Regions from separate parts of the Homo sapiens genome. Here region 1 is linked to region 2. A link is an interaction called in ENCODE POLR2A ChIA-PET data of the cell type or tissue named here. Cell type or tissue: PC-3. All regions are shown on one strand. Each heading gives the region's core, and the rest is flanking DNA. Links, peaks and the distances in the headings are about the cores only.

Region 1 (8,976 bases), core at 285-8,284, 80 kb after region 2:
CAACCTCTGCCTCTCAGGTTCAAGCCATTCTCCTGCCTCAGCCTCCCGAGTAGCTGGGATTACGGGCGTGTGCCACCACGCCTGGCTAATTTTTGTATTTTTTGTAGAGACAGTGTTTCATCATGCTGGCCAGGCTGGTCTCAAACTCCTGACCTCAAGTGATCTGCCCACCTCGGCCTCCCAAAGTGCTGGGATTACAGGCGTGAGCCACTGAGCTCGGCAGGATCTGAATTTTCAATTCTTTTACTGTTCTTGCTCCAGAGTGATCGACCCCAAACCTGTGAGCAGAGAGAGGATACAACAACCAGCTTAGGGCTTCTGGGCTTACAAGAATCAGGGAGCACAGGGAGTCCAAGTCAGGATTGGGGACATCATTTTCAGGGCCCAGGGCAAAATAAAATGTGAGATTCCTTGTTCAGAAAGTCTTAAGAATCTCAAAATCATGACAGCAGAGCATTAAACCAAGTAAGGGAGACTTCTAATATGGGCATAGAGATTCCTTCTTGTACAGGTCACATGCCCATGAAGCTGGCCCTGGTCAGAATTGTCTAGTCATCCTTTGGTATCTGTGGGAAAATGATTCCAGGACCCCTCCCCTGGTATCGAAATTTGAGGATGTTCAAGTACCTGATATAAAATGGCATAGTATTTGCATATAACTTAAACACATCCTCATGTATACTTTAAATCACGTCTCGATTACTTATAATACCCAATACAACGTAAATACCATGTAAATATTTGTTATACTCTATTGTTTAGGAAATAACGACAAGGAAAAAGTCTGTACATATTGATACAGATGCAACCATCCATTTTTTTTACAAAAATATTTTTGATCTTTAGTTGGTTAAATCCATGGTTGCAGAACCTACAGATACAGAGGGCCAATGTATATTCAAATACACTTTGTTCTCAGAGTCATGGAGAAAACACCACCAACATCAACATTAAGGAATACAGACCAAGACGATTTCTCTTAAAATTCTTTTTTTTCCCCTATAATCTAGCTTATATAATAATTGTACTTTCTATATTCCAGGCACAGTTATAAGTGTTTTACAAATTCTGACTCATGTTTTTCTTCTTGAGAACTCTATGAGGTAGATGCTACTATTATAATACCCATTTTACAGTTGAGGAAACTGAGGCATGGGAATTCACGTAAATTACTCCAAAGTCCACAGAACTTAGCCAGTCTGGCTGAGAGGCTGTGCTTTTAATGACTATATACACTGACTCTCTCAAATAAAAATAAGACATATTTACCTTAGTATATGACTCTGTTCCCAACATATTTTTGGAAGATGACAGTTTTGAAGAGTATCTTCTTTTTTAATCCTCAAAGAGAGAGGATTTAATTAATTACAGGTATCTGTAGAGAACTCCATGAATCCTTCAGGTTCCTGCAACCTAACCCATTTATCTATGATCCCATATGAACTGTTACATCATCTCACTTTTTAGCTCTCTGATTCAGTCACAACTATTCAAAAACACATCTGAGAAAGAATAAATGTCCAAAAATACATCCCTAAAGGAACATCAGTAACTATTACTACCCCCGCTCCATCCCCAATAACAAAGTAGCTTTCAAGAAAAGCTGATAAAACCTTGAGCAAATAAACACACAGCACTTAAGGTAGCTCCTGAGAATACCTCTATACTCACTGCCGAGGGAAACAACTAGCATTTTTGAATTTGAAGAAAAGGTTAAATTGGATCTTGCACCATAAAAGAGAGTAAACCACAAAACGAATCTTAGAAAGCATTTTATTCGAAGTGTTAAAATAAATACAAAGTTACGGTATGTATGTATGTAATAACTTTATATGGAAGCTTCATATAGTCATTCCCATTTACCTTTCATGAGATGTTTGATAAATGTATTGTTTCTTTTTCTTTTTTGAGACAGCATCTCACTCTGTTGCCCATGGTAGATTGCAGTGGCACAATCACAGCTCACTGCAGCTTCCAACTCCTGGGCTCAAGTGATCCTCCTACCTCAGCCTCCTGAGTAGCTGGGACCACAGGTGCATGCCACTGAACCCAGCTAATTAAAAAAATTTTTTTGTAGATATGGGGGTCTCACCATGTTGCCCAGGCTAGTCTTGAACTCCTGGGCTCCAAGAATCCTCCCACCTTTGCCTCTCAAAGCGTTGGGATTGCAGGTGTGAGCTACCACACCTAGCCTGTTTCTGTATTTTATTTGCCTCTCTGTGCACTTTAGCTTCTGGAATGGAAATTAGGATTGTGGATTTTAACCTCACTGATGAAGACAGCATTTTTTTTTCTCAAGGAATCTGAACCGATCCAAACCAAATGATATAAATATATGGAAGAATATAAAAAAAAAACCCTTACTACACAAAGAGAATTTTTGTTTCCCTAAAAAGTGTTTACTTCAAAGCTATTTCTTAAAAAATGCTGAAAGGGTATGGGCGCAGCGGCTCATGCCTGTAATCCCAGCACTTTGGGAGGCCGAGGTGGGAGGATCACTTGAGGTCAGGAGTTTGAGACAAGCCTTGGCAACATGGTGAAGTCCCCGTCTCTACTAAAAATACAAAAATTAGCCGGGCGTGGTGGCGCGCGCCTGTAGTTGCAGCTACTCGGGAGGCTGAGGCAGGAGAATCGCTTGAACCCAGGAGGTGGAGGTTGCAGTGAGCCGAGATTGCACCACTGCGTTCCAACCTGGCCACAGAGTGAGACGCCGTCTCAAAAAAAAAAAAAAAAAAAAAAAAGTTCTCTGACCCTGTCGTGTTTGGGAACCTTATTTGAACAACTTACTGAGTGTAATGGGGTCATGATGGATTTTCCTAGACATTGCTTAGTGCTTCATGGACCTTGCTCCATGATGTTTTGTCAGGAAATGCTGCTCCCATTGGCATGCTTTCTCTCTTCCCGCGGTCGCTGGTGGGCTCCGGGGTTGTACTGGTTATTTGCTTGTTCTCAGGTACATATTTCTCCCTTCTCTTCCCTTCTCAGCAATGCAGCTCTCTCGCCTTATTCTTTCCATGAAAATTCTGCTAATGTAAGACTAGAAGAGAAGATGCCGGGAAAAGCCTGGGTTTCTCTCTCTCTCAATCTTGGAATCTTGGGAAGTGGATTTGTCTTTTCCTCAGAGCAGCTCCCTCTACACTGTCCCTCTTTCCCCCTCCTTTTCTCTCCTTGGTTTTACCCTCCCCCAGCTTCAAATCCCCTCCTTTTGACATAAACTATGCTGCCTTCCATTTTCTGACTAGACCCTGACTAATTCGGGGGTGATCAGGAGCTGTGCTAACCTACACCAAAATTGTCTCTGTTCCTTTTCCTCTGGTCATCACTTTTTTTGAGATTATAGAACAGGGATGTGTACCTTTCACTGTTTTGATGTTTGTGGACAGATATTTTGGCTCTTTAAAAACTTCTGTGAAACATTAGAGAAAATTTCATCTGCTATTGTCTCTTGCAATTCCACTATCAGTGTTTTATTTTACTTTATTTTAAATTGTTAATCAAACTTTATTTTTAATTGTAAATTGTCAACTTATATAAATTTATGGGGTACAAAGTGATGTTATAATTTATAAATATGAAGTGAAATAATCTCTCTTAGCAATTTTGAAAGGTACAACCCTCTAATATAAATATATTCACCATGCTTGGCAATAGAACTAAAAAAACCCTATATTCTTCTGTGAAACTGAGATTCTGTACCCTTTGACTGTCATTTCCCCATACCTTCATCCCTCTCTTCTCATCCTTACTCCACCTCTCTCAACAAGTGCCAGGCTCTTATTTATAAAATGCTCTCATCAGAACTGCATTTTTGCAAAATACCTTTTTTCTAATAACAAGTGTATAAAGAGAGAAACCTACCTACGCACTGACCAACTTCTAACTAGAATAATCCATCCTGATTTCTTACAGCTTCAGGGGTTTCAGACACATAAGCCAAAGGCTGCTTCATCTTGAACTCTCTATTTCTTTCCTTGGCTTGTCACACTCCTTGAAGGAAAGTCAAATGACTCTTGGGAGCAATAGCTATTTATTTATTTCTTGTTTGTTAATTGGAAAAGGTAAAAGGAAAAAAAGAAAAAATAATGTAACAAGCATTAGCACCCATAAGAACATATTAAACTCATAAAATTAAGAAACATTTCTAGTAAAGTTGAAGTTCCCTTGATCTTCTCTCTGATCCTGTTCCCTTTATTTCTTCCCATAGGTCCACACAATGATAATTGGGCATTTTATTATGTCTGCTCATGCTTTAAATTTTGCTACATATATATTTAATACACAGCATATAAATATTGCTTGCATGTGTTTACAAGTTTACAAAAGTGGTGTATCTTGCCAAGATCAGATTGATCTAATCTCTGGGAATAAGAAAGAATAAAATTTCCTGAAATTACAAGCTCTGTTTTAGAAACTGTTCCCTTGAGCAAATTTTAATCTCTAGAGTGATCAGAGTGGCAAATCTTCACTGCAGACAAGAATTCTTGAGATGAGCCTCTTTTTGCCTTAGTGACTTTATGAGGTTCTCTTAGAAAATGACACCAGCTGTGGATTATCTCTTACCTAAGGGCTGTAAACTTGAGAAAAACTTGCTTTCAGAACATTTTCAACAGTAGATTTCTTTCTGAGAAGCTGATTTTTTTTTCTGCATCTATTAAAATCTTCAGGTGGTCACTATAGTGAATAAATACATATTTGCTATATTTTAAATCCCTGGATACAAGATGTCATTGTATTCACAGTTTTATCTGTCCCAATATAGATTTTTCATGTTAGTGACAAAAATTTCAGAAAAAACATTAAAAATGTGAGTTAGTCATAGTATTTATAAATCCATCTTTTTTTTCAGCATGGAAAATTTTAATGATTTTTCAGAAATACACATGGGAATTATAAATTCTTCAAAGGTATACAGTTCTATATGCTTACAGTACCATGAGAAACAGCTGAGTACCTTAATACTTTAATTGGAATGAAATGTCTCCTCACCTTAGGGTGATTTTAATGAAAGCTGGTATGTTAATGAATCTAGCCATTTAGTGGCCACCTGTGACTAAAATACTCAATTACATTGTGTTAGATTTTAGAGTAAGAATTTTATTTCTTTGAAAGTTTAATGAATGCATTCAGTTTCTAATATTTATGGATAATTGGATTGATTGACAATGTCTACTAGTAAAGTGATTAGCCATCCTGGTTTTCCTGGTACCGAGGGGCCTCCCAGGACATGAAACTGTTTTAAAACCATTCCTGGGCAAGCTGGGACGAATTGGCCACCCTACCTATGTAGCTACAATGTGCTGTCTAGGCATGCAGGAGACAGCAATAACTAAGATAATCAAGTCACTGTTCTCATCTAGTGCATGGAGAAAAACAGATGATAGATAAACAATCATGTGTAACATCAGATAGCTATAGGCTATGCAGGGGACTAAAACAGGTTAATGTAATAGAAAGTAGCTGGGTAGCTATTTTAGGTAGAATGTTTGAAAATGGGGAGGTGACATTTAAGCTGAGATGAATGGCATGTAAGTGCTGGTCATATAAAAATAGGAAGAACATTCTGGTCAGAGAGAAAAGTTAGAACACAGTTTATAGGTCAGGAATCAGGTTGGTGTGTTCAAGGAGCCCAGAGGGGTCAATATGCCTAGAGTAGTGCGGGTTTATTAGTGGTCTAGGGCTGCCGTAACAAAAGACCCCAAACTGGGTGGCTTAGCTCAACAGGAATTTATTGCTTCACAGTTCTGGAGACCAGAGTCTGAAATCAGGGTGTCAGCAGGGCTATAGTCCCTCTTAGCTACCAAAAGCTAGGAAGGGCAAGAAAGGATCCTCCATGGGAGGATTGTAGATGCACTGCTCCAATCTCTGCCTTCATTGTCACCTGGCATTCTTTCCGTGTCTCTTTTCTTTGAGACAGTGTCTCCCTCTGTCACCCAGGCTGAAATGCAGTGGCATGATTATGGGTCACTGTAGCCTTGACCTCCTGGGTTCAAGCCATCCTCCTGCCTCAGCCTCCTGAGTAGCTGGGACCACAGATGTGCACCACCATGCCCTGCTAATTTTTTTTTTTTTTTTGAGATGGAGTCTTGCCAGGTTCCCCAGACAGGACTTGAGCTCCTGGGCTCAAGTGAACCTCCCGCCTTGGCCTCCCAAAGTGCTGGAATTACAGGCATGAGCCACTATGCCCCGCCAATGTCTCTGTCTTTACATGGCCTTTTCTTCCAATAAGGACATCAGTCATTGGATTTAGGGCCTTCTGTAATGATGTCATCTTAACTTGATTACATCTGCAAAGACCCTATTTCTAAATAAGATCATGTTCACAGGTATGAGGGTAGGCTGTGTTAGAGATTCAATATGTCTTTTTGGGGGACACAATTCTCTTCACTACAGTGGGCAAAGCCAGAAGTGGCACAAGAGACAGAGATGGAGGCAGGGCCCAGATCATGCAGGTTTTGCAAGGCAAAGTAAGGACTAAAACTCCTGATGGATTTTAAGGAGGAGAGAGATGTGATATCACAGCCAGTTAAAAGTAAGATGACTGCTATGGAGAGATGGACCACGGGATGGTAAGGGCGGAGAGAAAGAGACAGGTTAGGAGAGGGTTGGCATGGCCTGGGTGGTGATAGTGGTGGTGAAGAGGCAGTGAATTGGACAGAGTTGGGATATGATTTAAAGAGAGAACTGCTAGGTTTTCTAGCTTAGAAAGGACAATATGCCATTCCTAGACCCATTCCTCATGGGGTAAGAAAAGATAGCTGCTTCTCTAGAGGGCTGTGGGGAAGGAGGAAGAGATATTTTTATGGAATAAGCAGGTTTCAGATAGGGCATGAAAGAGGAGAGGAGAAGGTTTAGAGAAAAGTTTGAGGATAAAGCAAGTTTCCTGATGATACACTGTACATTCCATAGAATGCACCAACAGGGTTTTAGAGGGTGGAGAGGAAGGGAAATCGGGTCATATTCGTGCATGTGCCTGCTAGTTTGGGTGATGGTGGCTGACAGGCAGGATTTGGGCTGCTGCTGATGACTGAGGTGAAGTGATTGTAAGCATGCTTTTTTAAAGATGCATCATAAGCTGTTTTTTTTCCATAAATGGAAGTGTTAGGGAAACACCTTTAGAAGCAAATGTTGAGAATATGTTAGTTCAACATGTTTATTTCTGCATTGGTTTGTATGAAATAGGTTTACACATACAGCTTTAAAAGGCAAATGTAAGTTTGCTTTCTTAATAATTCATTATAAGCTAAAGGATTAGTATAATAATCTCATAGCGGAAGACAGCCAGTTTAGTGTGTCTCATATGGGAGCCACTGGACAATTGTTTTGTCTTGCAGTTTCCAGAGGCAGAGTGGGCTGGTGAGAGCCAAGGCCTTCTACAGACTCCTTCTTTAGGAGGTTGGGAGTAATAGGCTCCTGGTCAGCTGGCAGAGAGCTGGCATTATCTGGAGCAGGAGGTTAGGCATTGCCTTGTTTCTTGGTGACACAATTAAGCATAGACTATTATTCACAAAAGCCTCTCCCGTTGCAGGGAGCCTCTTCTGCTCATGTGTCAAGTGGTCACGGTGCTAAGGTTTAGTTGCTCTAGACATGTCTACAATTTAGAACTCATGCACCAAAGATGAAAATTCCGTGCTCCGGGACGAACTGCTGTTCCTGGGCGGCCCGGCTAGCTCTGCCTACGCGCTCAGCCCCTTCTCGGCCTCGGGAGGGTGGGGGCGCGCGGGCCACTTGCACCCCAAGGGCCGGGAGCTGGACGCTGCCGCGCAGCCCGAGGGCCAGCTGCTCCGGGAGGTGCGCGTGCTCGGGGTCCCCTTCATCCCTCGCGCCCGGGTGGATGCGTGGCTGGTGCACACCGTGGCTGTCGGGAGCGCGGACGAGGCCCACGGGCTGCTCGGCGCCGCCGCCGCCTCGTCCACCGGAGGAGCTGGCGCCAGCGTGGACGGCGGCAGCCAGGCTGTGCAGGGGGGCGGCGGGGATCCCCGAGCGGCTCGGAGTGGTCCCTTGGACGCCGGGGAAGAGGAGAAGGCACCCGCGGAACCGACGGCTCAGGTGGCGGACGCTGGCGGATGTGCGAGCGAGGAGAACGAGGTACTAAGAGAAAAGCACGAAGCTGTGGATCATAGTTCCCAGCGTGAGGAAAATGAAGAAAGGGTGTCAGCCCTGAAGGAGAACTCACTTCAGCAGAATAATGATGATGAAAACAAAATAGCAGAGAAACCTGACTGGGAGGCAGAAAAGACCTCTGAATCTAGAAATGAGAGACATCTGAATGGGGCAGATACTTCTTTCTTTCTCTCTGGAAGACTTATTCCAGTTGCTTTCATCACAGCCTGAAAATTCACTGGAGGGCATCTCATTGGGAGATATTCCTCTTCCAGGCAGTATCAGTGATGGCATGAATTCTTCAGCACATTCTCATGTAAACTTCAGCCAGGCTGTAAGTCGGGATGTGAATCTTCATGAGGCCATCTTGCTTTGTCCCAACAGTACATTTAGAAGAGATCCAATAGCAAGGACCTCAGTCACAAGAACCATTTCTGCAGTTAAATTCTCATACCACCAATCCTGAGCAAATCCTTCCTGGAACTAATTTGACAGGATTTCTTTCACCGGTTGACAATCATATGGGAATCTAACAAGCCAAGACCTACTGTATGACCTTGATGTAAATATATTTGATGAGATAAACTTAATGTCATTGGCCACAGAAGACAACTTCGATCCGATCGATGTTTCTCAGCTTTTTGATGAACCAGATTCTGATTCTGGCCTTTCTTTAGATTCAAGTCACAATAGTACCTCTGTCATCAAGTTTAATTCCTCTCACTCTGTGTGTGATGAAGGTGCTATAGGTTATTGTACTGACCGTGACTCTAGTTCCCATCATGACTTAGAAGGTGCTGTAGGCGGCTACTACCCAGAACCCAGTAAGCTTTGTCACTTGGATCAGAGTGATTCTGGTTTCCATGGGGATCTTAC
Region 2 (8,976 bases), core at 642-8,641:
AAGGCATTCTGTATGTGGGATTTTCCTTTCCTAAAAACCATTCTGGGGTGGGGGTGTGTGCAAGTTTTTCCCAAGTCACACAACACTGATGAATCTGCTATATTTGAACTACCCCCTTTTCTTAGATCTCTGTCATTCAGCGTATTAATGGTGATTCCACTGCAGATTGCCTGGATCCCTTGAAATTTGGGTAAAATAAAGAGGCTCTGGCTGGGTGTGGTGGCTCACGCTTGTAATCCCAGCACTTTGGGAGGCCGAGGAAGGTAGATTACCTGAGCTCAGGGGTTCGAGACCAGCCTGGCCAACACAGTGAAACCCCTTCTCTACTAATAATACAAAAATTAGCCAGGCATGCTCCTGTAATCCCAGCTACTCAGGAGGCTGAGGCAGGAGAATTGCTTGAACCTGGGAGGCGGAGGTTGCAGTGAGCTGAGATGACACCATTGCACTCCAGCCTGGGTGACAGAGTGCGACCTCATCTAAAAAAAAGGGGGGGTTATCTTCCCAAGGTGGAATCCAGTGAAGTTTGGCCTAGTAGTTGTTTATTTAAATAAACTCTTCTGGTAATAAACCTTCAGGGCAGGGAATTTTGAGGCTAAGATGAAAGAAAGCCCTGGCTGAAGAAACAATGACCAAAGCCACTCAATTGTCACTTCAGTGCTGGTGAGTGTGGATGCAGGTGCCCAGTAAGGCCAGACAGCAACATCCCTCAGGGTGAGTTATGACCCAGGCATCAAAGGAGGCCACCTCAACGCCCAGCTGCCAGGAGGAACATGATAGTCAAAGGAAAAAACAAGGGTGGGGCCCGTGTGAAGAGGCAAAATATATTCTCACTTTCATCAGGAGCTAGGATCGGCTGGGTGGATTACCCAGCCCTTGGCTAGAGTTCTGGAGGATTCAGATTAGAGATGCTGGATCAAAACAACGGAAGAAAAGGCTGTACAGAGCCATTCTGTAAACACAGGCCAAATTTTACTATTTGCTGCTCTACCTAATGTTGTGATTACTACTGAGTGCTTCCTCTCTTTGTTTGTTCTTCTGAGCCAACCTTTGTCCTCTCTGCCTAGACACTCATTTTCCTGGTAGGACACTCTGAGTTCCGGAAAGACGACAAGATGAATAACTAAGGCTCAGGGAGAGATAAATACTGCCCCGTCTGCAAAACCACAATGCCTGGCAACCACCTAGAGCCCCACACTTGGAAACAGAAAGAAATCCTGGGGTTTCTAGAAACCAAACCCACTGGGACCATACAACTTCAGACAAAGCTGTGGCCTCACTTGAGCATAGCTTACAACTCTCTAACGTTGATCACAGCAGAAGCCCCATGGCCATATGTACTGTAGCAGTTGGGGAGGGCGTGAGGTGGAAAAAAAAAAGTTTAAAAAAAAAGTTTCCATTCTTTTGAAGCCTGAGTTGAAATAAGGAGAGGGGAAGAAGCTGAGAAAAGCAGGAACTAATCGGGCAGCTGACTCACAGGGGCAGAATCTCAGGTTCATTTGCTCTCAGCAGAAAATTATCTCTCTCCAGTCAGTTCCACTGTTTTCACTCATCGAGCTGATAGCCTAAAAATAGAGATTAATGTGGAACATTATCTTTTAAAAATGCACCTCCCTCTGGGAATGGTAATAAGCCATCAGCCATTCACACATTGTTGTGAATTAGTTTAATTTAGTGAGTGGGAATTAGAATGGAGGAAATTTAGAAAGTAAGTAATCAGCCTTTATTTAACACATGAGGAAATCATGGTCCAGAGATGGGAGCTTCTGGGCTTGAGCTCGCACAGAAGGTAAACAGCAAACAGAGTTAAACAGCAACTACTACTCTCCCGGGTCTCCTGTGAGATCTGCCGACTCACATTCTCCTGGCACTCATTATGACATTTATTTATTTATTTATTTATTTATTTATTTATTTATTTGAGACCGAGTCTCACTCTGTCACCCAAGCTGGAGTGCAGTGGCGCGATCTCAGCTCACTGCACCCTCTGCCTCCCAAGTTCAAGCGATTCTCATGCCTCAGCCTCCTGAGTAGCTGGGATTACAGGCGTGAGCCACCGCGCCTGGCCATGACTGACGTTTAAAATAGTCATCTGCTGAGCATCCCTAGCATGCCAAGTGCAGGAGTAAGAGCTGGAGACACAATAGATGTGGCTGTCACCTCATGGAGCTTATAGTCCAGCTGGGAGACTGGTAAGTGAATACAGGATCAAGGACCACTCCCCAGTAAATGAAGCAACTCTGACCTCTGCTAGGTTATGAAGAAAGAAAACAAGACATAGAGATCAAGAAGGAGAATGATTTCAGATTAGGTGGCAGAAGAGGCCTCAGGGCATTTCAGCTGGGATCTGGAGGATGCAAAGGTGCTAACCTCGACAGGAGGGTGTGAATACATGTAAAAGTTTGAGGAAAGAAAGCTGCATGTCGTCCAGTAACTGACAAAAGTTCGCGGTGCTTTACATTGGACTTTCAAGATCTGGCTTCAAACCCTGGCTCCATAACCTACCAGCTCTGTGGCCTATGTATCTCCTGAGCTCGGGGATTTTGAGGTCATAAGAGATAGTGGTTAGAGATATTGTCTTCATCTAATGGCCTTTGAGATTAGAATTCATCCATTTACATTTCACTTGACTTCTGTTTTGGATACTTATTGCTAAGTTTCCTATGCTATACAGTGACATTTTTCAGTTCTGAGGAATATAAAAATGTCTTTTACTCTCACACTGACTTTCCAAACTCTAATACTTCGACATTGCTAACTCTGTGACTTCATTTTAAGATCTTGACACGGTTCCAATTATATATTATATCTTTATTTCATTGTAGTGTTGCTTGATAGTACTGAAAAAGATACTAATACACTTGACTCTGATTTTAATATCACCCTTTGCTCTGTATTTTAATTTCTGCTGCCACTAACAAATGGTAGCCTCTGTGAATTTCTGAAACTGCCCCTTAGAGACGGAATGAAATGGATACCATTTGGAGATCACTGGAAAAGCTCAAAGCAAAATTTATTTTATTGTTCTGTTGTTTTATTGTGAGTCCCATTAGATGGTTCCTGCCCCATCCAATCTTTCTTATTTATTTATTTAAACCTTCGGTTGATGTGTAACATACAGAAAACAGTGTCATAAATTTTCACAAATTGAAGACACATATGCAAACAGCAGTGACCCAGTTAAGAGATGGAATGTTATCAACACTCCAGAAGCCCTTCTTTGACCCCTTAAGTTACAAAACCTTGTAAGGGGGACCACTATTATGACTTCTAATGTCTTACAGTAGTTTTGCCTGCCTTTGAACCTTTTATAAATGAACCCACAAAGTATGTACTCTTCTGTGTCTGACTTCTTTCACTCCACATGTTTGTCATATTCATTCACATTCTTGCCCATAGTTACAGATCACTTATTGTAGTTGCTATACAGTATTTCACTGTGGGAAAATACTACAATTTATGCATTTTATAGTGGTTGGGCGTTTAGACAGGGTTCCAGCTTGGGGCCACTACAATTAGGGCTGCTATGAATATTCTTGGACATGCCTTTTGGTGAACATGTACGTACATTTCTATTTATAACTGAGAAGGAAATAACTTGGACCACATAAATTTGAATTTTATTTGCATATTCTTTGAGCAATTAACACAAACATATGCTTTAAAATATTCAAAAGTTACAGAAGAGTGTACAATAGAAAATAGTTGTCCCTTCTACTCCTGCCCACCAACCACTCCATTCTCCTTCTGAGAAGCTTACTGTTATCCATTTCTCATGAAAACAACAACAAAAACAACAACAAAAATATATATATATATGTAGCACTGGGCACAGTGGCTCACACCTGTGGCACTTTGAGAGGCTGGGGCGGGCAGATCACTTGAGCTGAGGAGCTCGAGACCAGCCTGGCCAACATTACGAGACCCAGTCTCTACTAAAAATGCAAAAATCAGCCAGGTGTGGTGGCACATGACTGTAGTCCCAGCTACTTGGGAGGCAGAGGCACGAGAATCACTTGAATCCAGTCAGCGGAGGTTGCAGTGAGCCGTGATCGCACCACTGAACTCCAGCCTAGGCAACAGAGCGAGACTCTGTCTCAATAAATAAATAAATAAATAAATAAATAAATAAAAAATAGCTTTTTTTCTTTTTGTTTTTGGAACTATCACATTTTATCGGTTGCAATCACATCTTTATAAACACATCCTAATTGATTGAACTGCGGTCCTAATAATACTAATAAACCATGTGTGACATAGTTTACAACATACTTTTATCTACTCTCGCTATTTAATCTTCCCCCCCAAACTGAGGAGGTAAGCACAGAGTTAAGACAACCATTTAACAGATGGGATAACTAAGCCCCAGGGAAGTCGATCCTTTGCCTAAGAACATGTTGGGTTTCCAATGGCAGAATTAGGAGTAAATCCAGATTTCTGGCTAAAACTAAGTAACTAGTTTTAGTTACTTCCTGCATTAAGGAATCAGAGTTAATATCTGACAGCAACAATGTCAAAACTGACAGTGCCTGGTACGTAGAGCTGCTGTGTCTCTTGGGAGCCAAAGCCGCCCAGGGAATCTGTGCTGGACCCAAGCCTCCTTTAGCCCAAAGCTCCAGAGCTCCAATAGGGCAGAGTTCCTGGGACCCTGAAAGGAGAGGGGGAAACTCTCATGGCTCCCGACGAAAGTTGGAGATCCCATGCTCCTCTCCTGCCAGAAAGTCACTGAATCAGATAAATGTGGGTATGTGGTTTTTGCCTTTTCCCCAAAAGACAGCTTTAAAAGAATTACCTACTGATGATGACCGAGCTAACTCATCTCCACTCCCCAGCCTGTTTGTGCACTTGAGGTCTCATATTCAGAAAGTGATTCATTTCCTCTTTTTTAGTTTCCTTTCTCTCTTTTTTTTTTTCTTCTCTGAAACAAAAATGCTTTTGTTTATAATCAAAGAATTCTGGTTGCAATTTGGCCTGTCATGTTTCCACCCAAGCACTGTGGCTTGCAAGGTTTCCCAGGAACGGCTTCTGTGTTTGAAATGAAGAATATGCCATTTTAAAATTTATTCCAGGGACTTTTAGGGTGGAACTGCCCCACTTACTTGCCCTATTCCCCTCATTTTAGGAATGGTCTTTTGACTTTTTTCATAGTGTTATTTTACTTGTTATATGTAAAATGTTTATTTGGAAACAGAATGTTTGTTCCCTGGTGCTACAAAGAAATAGCACTTGAACATAAATTTAATTTTCTTACTAAGGCCATTTTTACTTTCTGCAGAAAGAGTGCCCGTCACAGATGGAACAATGGCGACAGCACATCCAAACAAAGGAGGGAAGCAATTTTTATTCCTTAAGTAGTTTGTCCCTGCTACTGTGTCCTGTCTCCATTGGCTGGAGTCAGACAGCACAGTCTAAACTAAAACCCGATTGACTAACAGTTTGAAACTTTTTTAAATAGGTAAAAGTAATGGAAAGACAAAGGAAAAGAGGAAGTTGCTTATGCCAAATAGGGAAGGGGCATAGGCTGCGAGCTGGAAGGTGCCTGTGAGCATGTCCAGCACAAATATCTTGGTTAAGGTACAAGGACATAGAATGTACTACGTGCCTGTGAGCATAACAGCTACATAGGAGTGGACCTAACAAAGAGTTATTAGCATAAAGTGAGGAGGCTTGAAGGAAGTTAGTCTTTAAAAGAAATTATTATTTTTATCATTTATGATTTATTTTTTAACAAGAAGGGAAACTTTGAAGAGGAAACTTTTTACTTTCTACATTACTGATCCAAACTTTCATATTCCTAGGAAGTCAAATGTGTCCTTGGGATTTAGTCTTCACAGTAGGCTTTCAAAATCCAGTCCAATCCTAAAATGATGAAAATACTCACCTATGATTTATTTAAGCATGTTTTAACATGTTTGATATTTATATTTAAATGTGAAATTTTGGAATTTGTTTTGATGCAGATAATGAGGTAGGAAACTGACATTAATTATTTTTTCTGAATGTATAATCAATTGTCTCAAAACCACTTATGGAGGCCAGGCGCAGTGGCTCCCGCCTGTAATCCCAGCACTTTGGGAGGCTGAGACGGGAGGATCATCTGAGGTCAGGAGTTTGAGACCGGCCTGGCCAACATGGTGAAACCCCATATCTACTATAAATATATAAATTAGCCGCGCGTGGTGGTGGGTGCCTGTAATTCCAGCTACTCAGAAGGCTGAGGTAGGAGAATTGCTTGAACCCAGGAGATGGAGGTTGCAGTGAGCAGACATTGCACCACTGCACTCCAGCCCGGGCCACAGAGCAAGACCGTGTCTCAAAAAAACAAAAACAAAAACAAAACCCACTTATGGAATAATCAGTTCATTTTGTCTTCACTGAATTGAAATGCCACCTCCATCATATACATCATTCCCACATTTTGAGGTCTGTATCTTTAGCTCTCTGCTCTGCGGAACTATTTAATACTGTGTTTATATTTGCTTTGTAATATTTTAACGGGTAGGGGTGGTTGTCTGTGGGCTTTTTACATTCCTAAAAAAGTCTTCATGGCATTCTAATTGGACTTGCATTGTGTTCATAGAATAATTGGGCAGAGGAATGTCTTCTCATTCAGAAATCCTTCTTCCATTATGTCCTTCAGGACACAACCAGGATTCTTGATTTAGGTTTTGCATACGCCTTAGTAAGCATATTGATAATTTTCATTTTTTTCAGAGATGGGTTCTTGCTCTGTTGCCCAGGCTGTAGTGTAGTGGTACCATCATAGCTCACTGCAACTTCAAACTCCTGGACTCAAGCCATCCTCTTGCCTCAGCCTCCTAAGTAGGTGGGACTACAGCTGTGAGCCACCACACCGAGCCTATACATATATATATTTTTGTTACTAATTGAATGGTGCTTTTTTAAAACATTGATTTTTCTAACCGATTATGACTGAACTATAGCCTGTTATTGCTGGACTAAAACAGACTATAAGAAGGCTGTTTTATTTTTCTTTTCTTTTTTAGAGATGGGATTTCACTATGTTGCCCAGGCTGGTCTCGAACTCCTGGGCTCAACTGGTCCTCCTCCATTACTCTCCCAAGTAGCTAGGATTACAGGCACAAGCCACTGAGCTCAGAGTCCAAGTCTGTTTAAAAAACTAATGTGGTATCGGCCAGGAGCGGTGGCTCACGCCTGTAATCCCAGCACTTTGGGAAGCCGAGGTGGGCGGATCACGAGGTCAGGAAATCGAGACCATCCTGGCTAACATGATGAAACCCCGTATCTACTAAAGATACAAAAGAACTTAGCCAGACGTGGTGGCGGGCGCCTGCAGTCCCAGCTACTTGGGAGGCTGAGGCAGGAGAATGGCGTGAACCCGGGAGGCGGAGTTTGCAGTGAGCCGAGATCGTGCCACTGCACTCCAGCATGGGCGACAGAGCGAGACTCCGTCTCAAAAACAAACAAACAAAAAAAGCTAATGTGATATCTAGCCTGATTGAAATCTCATGATTTCTAAAGTCTTTCTCATTTTTCAACTCTCCTGACAGGTGTACCAGGGTGGTGGGGCTGCTAGCTATGTTCCTTAGGCCACCTCTCTTTCTCATTCTCCCTTTCTTCTCTCTCTTACTCACTTCTCATCTGTCCCCTTCTCCATTTCGATGGTTTGGGGCATGTCCTCTTGGGCACTGGCCCCTCCCCCACCCTATCTGGGCATAAGAACAAACTGTCACTCACTTTTTCCCTTTTGCTGTGGCAATTGGATTTGATGCTAGGGCAACTGGAGAACTCTGACAACATTTAAACAGAGAAGAGACTCTGTCTTTTAAAAATAAAAATCTGGTTTGGGCCTGGTGGCTCACACCTGTGATCCCAGCACTTTGGGAGACTGAGATGGTAGGATTGCTTGAAGCCAGGAGTTTGAGACCAGCTAAGGCAACATAGCAAGATCCCACCTCTACAAGAAATAAAAGGTTAGCTGGGTGTTGTGGCACATGCTTGTAGTCCCAGCTACTCTGGAGGCGTAGGTGGGGAGGATCACGTGCGCCTAGGAGTTCGAGGCTGCAGTGAGCTATGATGGTACCACTGCTTCCATCCTCGGAACAGAGTGAGACCCTGTCGCAAATAAATAAATAAATAAATAAACAAAAATAATCAAAAACAAATTAAAGACAAAAATTGATCACTTTGAAGCCATGGAGAGAAGAGTTTTAAGAAGGGACCTGGGAACATTTGAATTAAAGAAAAGTACTCTGGCTGCAGCGAGAATAGATGGAAAAAGGGGCAGGTTTGGAAGCGGGAAGGCCAAAAAGGAGGCACCTGCAGTGGTTCAGGCCAGAGGAAGTGATGTCCTAGACTGTGGAAAGAAATGAACACAGCCCAGGGATATTCAAGATGACTTCGCCCTGATTGGCTGTGGGGTGAAAAAGAGGGAGGGGCGGAGAGGGAGACCTGGGCCTCCGGCTGGAACAACTGGAGGGATGTTGAAGATGGTCCTGGGTGTGGAAACCACGAACCTACCTGGAGGATGAAGGAGGAAGGTGCTCAGTGCGTTTCAGAAAGAAGGCCGGGGAGGTTGGATCAGATGTCCTGATCTCCCAGTGCCTTCGCAAGGTCTGCAGTTGCTCTGTTTTTATTTTTTAATTTCATTTCATTATTATTTTTTGAGACAGGTTCTTGCTCTATCACCCAGGCTCTGAAACCCCATCTCTACCAAATATACAAAAAGTAGCCGGGCATGGTGGCTCACGCCTATAGTCCCAACTACTCGGGAGGCCGAAGTGGGAGAATGGTTTGAGCCTGGGAAGCAGAGGTTGTAGTGAGCCGAGATGGAGCCATTCACTCCAGCTTGGGCAACAGAGCCATACCCCATCACAGAAAGACAGACAGATATAGATAGACAGATAGATAGATAGATAGATAGATAGATAGATAGATAGATAGATAGGATGCAGCCTCCCTTAGCTTCCAATCTATCTGCTGCAGTGAAATTAT

What was found. Peaks named below come from ENCODE experiments on the same cell type or tissue, not always from the same donor. Only the 100,000 strongest peaks of a DNase experiment are listed, where the experiment ranks them.
Region 1: POLR2A ChIA-PET joins it to region 2 with 15 read pairs; 12 of 35 experiments call an interaction of 5 or more read pairs at or near these places.

Annotation. Positions count from the first base shown.
Region 1 is chr18:59,961,813-59,970,788 of GRCh38, forward strand. It overlaps the pseudogene NFE2L3P1. Among named protein-coding and RNA genes, the nearest start is that of PMAIP1, 66 kb to the left of the region's middle. In PC-3, for the core only: no CTCF peak of the experiment used is centred there; no DNase peak of the experiment used is centred there.
Region 2 is chr18:59,881,073-59,890,048 of GRCh38, forward strand. No RefSeq gene overlaps it. Among named protein-coding and RNA genes, the nearest start is that of PMAIP1, 14 kb to the right of the region's middle. RefSeq lists enhancers at 1,376-1,425, 4,807-5,036. In PC-3, for the core only: no CTCF peak of the experiment used is centred there; DNase peaks (open chromatin) are centred at 1,089 and 4,819; H3K4me3 peaks cover 2,335 bases; H3K27ac peaks cover 2,764 bases.